Linked DNA regions of Homo sapiens: regions 1 and 3 are each linked to region 2. The links are chromatin loops, found by intact Hi-C in ENCODE. Cell type or tissue: Panc1. All regions are shown on one strand. Region 1 overlaps VPS13D (vacuolar protein sorting 13 homolog D). Region 2 overlaps AADACL4 (arylacetamide deacetylase like 4). Region 3 overlaps VPS13D (vacuolar protein sorting 13 homolog D).

Evidence for each region. A loop is a pair of places that touch in the nucleus more often than their neighbours do. Peaks named below come from ENCODE experiments on the same cell type or tissue, not always from the same donor. Only the 100,000 strongest peaks of a DNase experiment are listed, where the experiment ranks them.
Region 1: a loop joins it to region 2, with 3 times the contacts of the local background. A loop is called at or near these places in 3 of 110 quality-filtered maps.
Region 3: it touches region 2 in a loop (4-fold over the local background); 48 of 110 quality-filtered maps call a loop at or near these places.

What each region holds. Positions count from the first base shown.
Region 1 is chr1:12,479,586-12,482,085 of GRCh38, forward strand. The region is part of intron 67 of VPS13D (vacuolar protein sorting 13 homolog D); the gene reads left to right. Among named protein-coding and RNA genes, the nearest start is that of SNORA59A, 26 kb to the right of the region's middle. RefSeq lists an enhancer at 1,609-2,127. In Panc1, no CTCF peak of the experiment used is centred here; a DNase peak (open chromatin) is centred at 1,356; H3K27ac peaks cover 2,500 bases.
Region 2 is chr1:12,657,930-12,660,429 of GRCh38, forward strand. The region is part of intron 2 of AADACL4 (arylacetamide deacetylase like 4); the gene reads left to right. Among named protein-coding and RNA genes, the nearest start is that of AADACL4, 15 kb to the left of the region's middle. In Panc1, CTCF peaks have their summits at 1,237 (motif pointing left) and 1,468; a DNase peak (open chromatin) is centred at 1,232; H3K27ac peaks cover 655 bases.
Region 3 is chr1:12,274,319-12,276,818 of GRCh38, forward strand. VPS13D (vacuolar protein sorting 13 homolog D) reads left to right here. Exons shown (of 70, transcript NM_015378.4): 19 at 1,507-2,500. Among named protein-coding and RNA genes, the nearest start is that of VPS13D, 46 kb to the left of the region's middle. In Panc1, CTCF peaks have their summits at 1,220 (motif pointing right), 2,139 and 2,338; no DNase peak of the experiment used is centred here.

The DNA of each region.
Region 1 (2,500 bases), 180 kb before region 2:
ACTTGTCTAAGATCTCAGAGGTAGTAAGGAAGGGAACCAGAATGTGGACCCTGGCCAACTGAACACAGAGTACATGCTCCTAATCTCTGTGCTGCTTCTGGGCCATCTCTCGGTCCCTCACATCGAAAGACCTCATGATTTCAATCCAAAGCATCTGACCAAGTGTTAGGTCTACTTCCTTTCGATTCTTGGATATGAAGGGTAGGAGCTTAATATCTGCCTATAGCCCAGAAGATTTGTGCAAAGACCCTGGTTCACTTGGAGAGGAGGTACTATAAAATTTGGACCCCACAATGCGAATGAAGGGTATGTATTGAATTCCCTCAGCCCACCAGCTTAACACAGAGACAGTGTGAGGGATATACTATAGCTGGGAAGCTTGGAAGGGCTCATGTTCAAGGGCCTCTTTGGGCCAAACAGCAGTGGGCCTGAGCATGGAGAGACCCTGGCCTTTTAGTGCCAGTGCCTAGAGAAGCAGGTCACTAAGCTTTGTGCCCAGGAGCTGTGCTGTCCCTGGTCCATCCCTGTGTACCCCATTCCACTCCTGAAATAATGAACTACTGCAGCCTTCCAAGTTCACAGTGTGCCAGTTTGTCACAGAATAGCAGTGACACTTCTCTGCTGCAACCCATCTTTGCTCTGCCATGCTGCCAAGACCATCTTCACCAGGCGGTAACCTGGGAACTCCAGCTGGTACACAGTACAAGAAGCCTCCGCAGTAGACTGTCCCAGGTGCATGTGCTCAGTATGTCATAGCCATCTCCTTTTGGAGGCCAGGGAGAGCTTCTGTTTGGGTGCCACGGATCCTGGACAGAAGCTTTCTAGAGGTAGGAGAAGAGACTAAATGGCTGGCCAACCCAGAGATTGTTGGATTGTGTTATGATTCCATGGTCAAAGTGCTTTAAAAACCTAGAAATTGGCTCTGGTAGTGAGTCCCAGGATGGAGCTAACTTACGATCTGGACTCCATTACATGATTGCTAATCCTGAAGTTCAGCAAACGTTGGTACTGGCTGACTTTTAATGGAGTACCTGTTTGAGGGTTCTCCTCATCATGTATTTAAGGTTAAATTGTATAAAGGAATTCTGCTGCTCTTTTGAAATTTTCTGGTTCTGTTTAACCATACCTAAAAATGCCATGAGGTAGCCAGATGATTGACTAACTGGGATTTATGGAAATTCTTATCTGCAAAAATCTCAAGACAAAGAGGGCACTAACTAGAAGGTTCCCAGTGCTTTATGTAACATGCAGAAGGAAGTCTGGTCTCAGCTTCTTGGATCTGAGCAATCCTTTGGAAAGGGAGCAATGAAGAGCAGTAACTGAAGACTCATTTCCTGCCTTCTGTGTGACTCACTCTCCTTTGTCAACTTCAAGTTTGCCCTAGGCCTGCTTGCTTCTCTCCACCCCAAGGAACTTGGTCTTTGGAAGACACAGGCACCTGCCCTCTCTGTCTGCCTTTTGCCCCCAGGTCCAGAGGGAGAAACAAACCCTCAGTTGGAGGAAAGTCTAGAGCACAGGCTTTGTGTTGCTCAGAGAAGCATGACAGGAAGTGGTGCTGTTGCCTCTGCATTGGCCGACTCCTGGCTGCACCTGCTTTTCCCAGAGGCACGGGGAGGCCCAGGCAGGGGCCCAGGGCCTGCTGCTGATCAGTTTGTCCTGCTTGCAAGTCTGCATCCCAGTACCCAACGGGGCCAAGTAGAAAAGGCACATAGTGTAGTGTGAGCCGTAGCTGTCACCAGATGGGTCTTTCCCCTCCGTGCCCAACCCCTTCCCTGACCTGAAAGGGCCTAGCCTCTTTCCCCACTGGCTTCCACCAAGTTCTAACACATTTTATATATATCGATTTCCAGGCTTGTAGAGGCAAGACCTACAGTCCAGGAGTTCAAATGGATTCAGTGTTGTTGGTTCTTGTTTCCTAGAAGGACAAGTGCTCTGAAGGTTTGGTGTCAACTCTGACCCAAGGGGTGTATCTGATTTTTATGAAGGCACAGAAATGCACCTGAGGTGACCCCAAGTCCTTCTCTTTTATTTTTTGATTTCCCACCACCTGGATCATTAATTCTGCTTTCAAGGGGGATGGGGAAAGGAGAACATTTCAAAGCAAAGTTGATTTGGTCTCTGAACCAGCTTGTCTTCTAGGCTGTAGTTCACCCTGATGAGAATCAGAAAGGACAGTCTGTAAACCCCTTCACTCTAGTGACTCTGCAGCTGGGGAGCCTCAAAACCAGTTCCAGATGTTCTCTCTCCCTATATTGGCCAGAAGGGAATTTCGGGCAAGCAAGGAGGCAGAGAGCTTTTGCCCATTCATTGAGTACCCCTGTCTGCAAACTGTGTCTTGCTTCATGGCACTTTAGGGAGAGTGCTGAGCACCTGGGTCCATTTGGGACCAGCCAGCCCTTCCTGTTCCTCGGTTAGAGGCATGCTGCTCCAAGCTGGCTGGTTACTGCAAGCAAGAGAAGCCCGCCTTCCTGCTGTTCAGGGTCAGAAAGCAAGACCGTGC
Region 2 (2,500 bases):
TTTCAAGTTTCCTTTTGCTCATTGTGTGAAACTGCTGCCTGGAATTGTCTTGTCTTGCCTTCTCTTCTCCCCTTCTCTCTCTCTCTCTCTTTCTTTCTCTTTCTTTCCTTCCTTCCTTCCTTCCTTCCTTTCTTTTTCTCTTTCTTTCTTTCTTTCTTTCTCTTTCTTTCTCTCTTTCTTTCCTTCCTTCCTTCCTTCCTTCCTTCCTTCCTTTCTTTCTTTCTTTCTTTCTTTCTTTTTCTCTTTCTCTCTTTCTTTCTCTCTTTCTTTCTTTTCCCCTCCCTCTCCTCCCTTCCTCACTCCCTCCTTCCCCTTCCTTCCTTCCTTCCTTTTTCTTTCTTTCTTTCGAAACAGAGTCTTACTCTGTCACCCAGGCTGGAGCACAGTTGCACAATCTCAGCTCACTGCAACCTCCACCTCCCGGATTCAAGCGAGTATCGTGCCTCAGCCTCCCAAGCAGCTGAGATTACAGGCGCGTGCCACCACACCTGGATAATTTTTGTATTTTTAGTAGAGACGGGGTTTTGCCATGTTGGCCAAGCTGGTGTCGAACTCCTGACCTCAGGTGATCCACCCGCCTTGGCCTCCCAAAGTACTGGGATTACACGGGTGAGCCACCACGCGTGGCCTGGAATTTTCTATTCTCCTGTAACCACCCTGTGTTATTCCTGTCTCAGCCTCCCTGGACATCTTATCTAAGAACTCTCCTTGCTGACTGCTGCCCTGCCCTGCACCCCTGTATCCACCCCCGGCGCTGATGCTGCCCTGCCCTGCCCCCCGTGTACACCCCGTGCACTGATACTGCCCTGCCCTGCACCCGTTTCCACCCCCAGCGCTGATGCTGCCCTGCCCTGCACCCTGGTCTCCACCCCCGGCTTCATCCTTGTTAATTTTCTTCAGGTACTTGACACAGTCGGAGCTCATTTTGTTCTTTCATGGGTTTCCATATTCAGTACTTGACTCCCCCACTAAAAATGAAGAGTGCAAGAAGTTTTGTTTGTTGCTGGATCCTCAGTGCCTGTTGTTTTCATTTTTTGAATTGAATGAATGAATGCACGAATGAATAGATGGATGGATGGGGGAATAAGTGGATGAAAGGATGAGCTTGCGAATGAACAAATGGATATGGATGTATGGACCGACGCATGGACACATACGAGAAAAATTTGCCCATAGGAAAAGGCGGGCTTCTCCCGGTACATAACTTCCCCGAGATTAGGATGTACTGCCACCTGGTGGTGGGAGTGACGAAGGACAGTCTCTAGCTGGATCTGTTGTCATGGGAACAGAACCCAGTTCCTGGCCTCATGGACCTGACAGTCACCTGAGGGAGCTGGACACTGAAGTTATTGCAGATCATGATAACACAGGTGGCATGGAGAATCTCACAGCATCATTCCGATTTAGCTCTTCTCATCAGAGAAGTCAGATTTGACCTCAGGCTCAATGGATGAGGAGGATCTGGCCCTTTGGAAGCCGGAAAAGAGCCTTCTAGGTGAGGGCCGGGGCTAGAGGGAGGCACTTGCTTCAGGCTCCAAATTCAGAGGATGCCAAAACATTCATTAATCAAGATAAGTAATATTTTAATGCAATGTTTAAAAAAACAAATATTAATGCAAAACAATTATGATGAACAAAATGTCAAAATGTATACACAGGCAGGACCCAACAGGGCACAGCAAGTGTGCAAGTGAAAAATAGAAGCCTGTTTATATACATATATATATTTTAAGGACAGGATCTTGCTCTGTCACCCAGGATGGAGTGCAGTGGCGTGATCACAGCTCACTGCAGCTTCCAACTCCTGGGTTCAAGTGATCCTCCTGCTTCAGCCTCCCGAGTAGCTGGGACCACAGGCATGCACCACCACCCCTAGGTAATTATTTATGTATTTGTTTGTTTATTTTGAGACAGGATCTCACTCTGTTGTCCAGGCTGGGGTGTAGTGATGCAATTATGGCTCACTGCAGCCTCAACCTCCTGGGCTCAGGTGATCCTCCTGCCTCAGCCTCCTGAGTAGCTGGGACCACAGGCATGTACCACCATGCCTGGCTAATTTTTCAGTTATTTGTAGAGACGGCATTTCCCTGTGTTGCCAGGCTAGTCTTGAACTACTGGGGTCAAGTGATCCCCCCACCTTGGCCTTCCAAAGTGTTGGGGTTACAGGAGTGAGCCACTGTGCCTGGCCTAATTATTTTTACAGAGACGGGGTCTTGCTATATTGCCTAGCCTGGTCTCAAACTTCTGGGCTCAAGTGATCCTCTTGCCTTGGCTTCCCAAAGTGCTGGGATTACAGGTGTGAGCCACTGCACCCAGCCAAGCCTATTTAAAATTTTGATATTTTGTTCAACATACAATTTTTTGGCATTAATTGTGATTTCTTAATTGCATCCAAATGTTATTTTTCTGTATGGCTGAGTGTTGTGGGGCTCCCTTGATTTTGCACCCAAGGCGATGTCTTGCCTACCTCACCCTAGTCCTGGCCCTATTAAGTCTAAGT
Region 3 (2,500 bases), 380 kb before region 2:
CGTGAGCCACCGCACCTGGCCAATTTTTTGTATTTTTAGTAGAGACAGGGTTTCGCCATGTTGGCCAGGCTGGTTTTGAACTCCTAACCTCAAAGTGATCTACCTGTCTTGGCGACCCAAAGTGCTGGGATTACAGGTGTGAGCCACCACGCCCGGCCAATTTTTGTATTTTTAGTAGAGATGGGGTTTCGCCATGTTGGCCAGGCAGGTCTCGAACTCCTAACCTCAAGCAATCTGCCTGTCTTAGTCTCCCAAAGTGCTGGGATTGCAGGTGTGAGCCACGATGCCCAGCCCCAGTGGTGTATTTTTATAGTTGTCTTGGCGCACTGCTCAGCTGGAGAAAGAGGAGCTGATTGTGGACTCTGGGGCCACACAATTGCATATTGATCAGTTACCGCTCACCAAGCACTACCTCGGCACTAGGAAGACTGTGTTGACCAAGAAAGATGAGACCTCTCTTCTCTCAGAACATTCCAGTGGATGCTGGGCCGTGGTGGCTCATGCCTGTAATACCCAGCACTTTGGGAGGCTGAGGTGGGTGGATTACATGAGGTCAGGAGTTCGAGGCCAGCCTGGCCAACATGGTGAAACCCTGTCTCTATTAAAATACAAAAAATTGGCCAGGTGCGGTGGCTCACGCCTGTAATCCCAGCACTTAGGGAGGCTGAGGTGGGTGGATCACCTGAGGTCAGGAGTTCGAGACCAGTCTGGCCAACATGGTGAAACCCTGTGTCTACTAAAAGTACAAAAATTAGCCAGTCATGGTAGCAGGCACATGTAATCCCAGCTGTCCGGGAGGCTGAGGCAGGAGAATCTCTTGAACCTGGGAGGTGGAGGTTGTAGTGAGCCAAGATCATGCCACTGCACTCCAGCCTGGGTGACAGAATGAGACTCCATCTCAAAAATAAATAAAAATAAATAAATAAAAATGTAAAAAATACAAAAAATTAGCCGGGCATGGTGGTACATGCCTGTAATCCCAGCTGCTTGGGAGGCCGAGACAGTAGAATCGCTTAAACCTGAGAGGCAGAGGTTGCAGTGAACTGAGATCGTGCCATTGCACTCCAGCCTGGGTGACAGAGTGAGACTTCACCTGAAATAAAAGAACATTCCAGTGGGGGAAACAAATGAACACACAGAAAAAGGAAAAGAAATAAAAGACTCTAGAGAGGGACGTAAGAAAGGGTTGGTGAAAGCAGCTCACGCCCATGGCAAGGCAGGGGAGAAGTGGGGAGGCAGCATTGGGTCAGCAGGTGGCGCTCATGTCAGGGGGCCTCCAGCTTTTTTCGTGTCCATACTTTTTTATATTTGTGTTTTGATTTCCAAATTTATAGGTAAATTCACACTTAGAAAATGGTAAACAAAGATATTATGCTTAAGAGTTTTCCTCAGTTTTCTTAAACAAACTGGGGTTGGTTGATTCTCTACCTTTCATAATTATTACATTAAGGGAAAGAGGAGGGAAATAGCAGACATATATTTGAATCTTCTTTTTTTTATCTTCAGATAACTCCAGGAGGAAAAGTAGGGATGGGTCAGCATCTGAAGAGACCCAGTTTAGTGATGATGAATATAAGACCCCCCTGGCCACACCTCCTAACACCCCACCTCCCGAGTCAAGCAGCAGCAACGGAGAGAAAACACCTCCCTTTTCTGGAGTTGAGTTCAGTGAAGAACAGCTTCAAGCACATTTAATGAGCACAAAGATGTATGAGAGGTACTCGCTGTCATTTATGGACCTCCAGATCATGGTTGGACGAGTGAAAGACAATTGGAAGCATGTCCAGGATATTGACGTGGGACCAACACATGTGGTAGAGAAGTTCAACGTTCACCTACAGTTAGAGCGTCGATTGATTTATACTTCAGATCCCAAATATCCAGGAGCCGTGCTCTCAGGCAACTTACCAGACTTAAAAATCCACATTAATGAAGATAAAATATCTGCACTAAAGAATTGCTTTGCTCTCCTCACCACCCCAGAAATGAAAACTTCTGACACTCAGATTAAAGAAAAGATTTTTCCCCAGGAGGAGCAGCGGGGAAGTTTGCAAGACTCCGTAATGAATTTAACCCAGAGCATTGTGTTGTTGGAGCAGCATACCCGCGAGGTTCTGGTGGAGTCGCAGCTCCTCCTGGCGGAATTTAAAGTGAACTGTATGCAGCTTGGTGTTGAGAGCAATGGCCGGTACATTTCTGTGCTCAAGGTGTTTGGTACCAATGCTCACTTTGTGAAGAGGCCTTATGATGCTGAAGTCTCCCTAACTGTTCATGGTTTGCTCCTGGTGGATACCATGCAGACATATGGTGCTGATTTTGACCTTTTGATGGCTTCACATAAGAACTTGAGCTTTGATATTCCAACGGGAAGCCTTCGGGATAGCAGGGCCCAGTCTCCTGTCTCTGGACCGAATGTGGCCCACTTAACTGATGGAGCTACACTGAACGACCGATCAGCTACTAGTGTTTCACTTGACAAAATTCTTACCAAAGAGCAAGA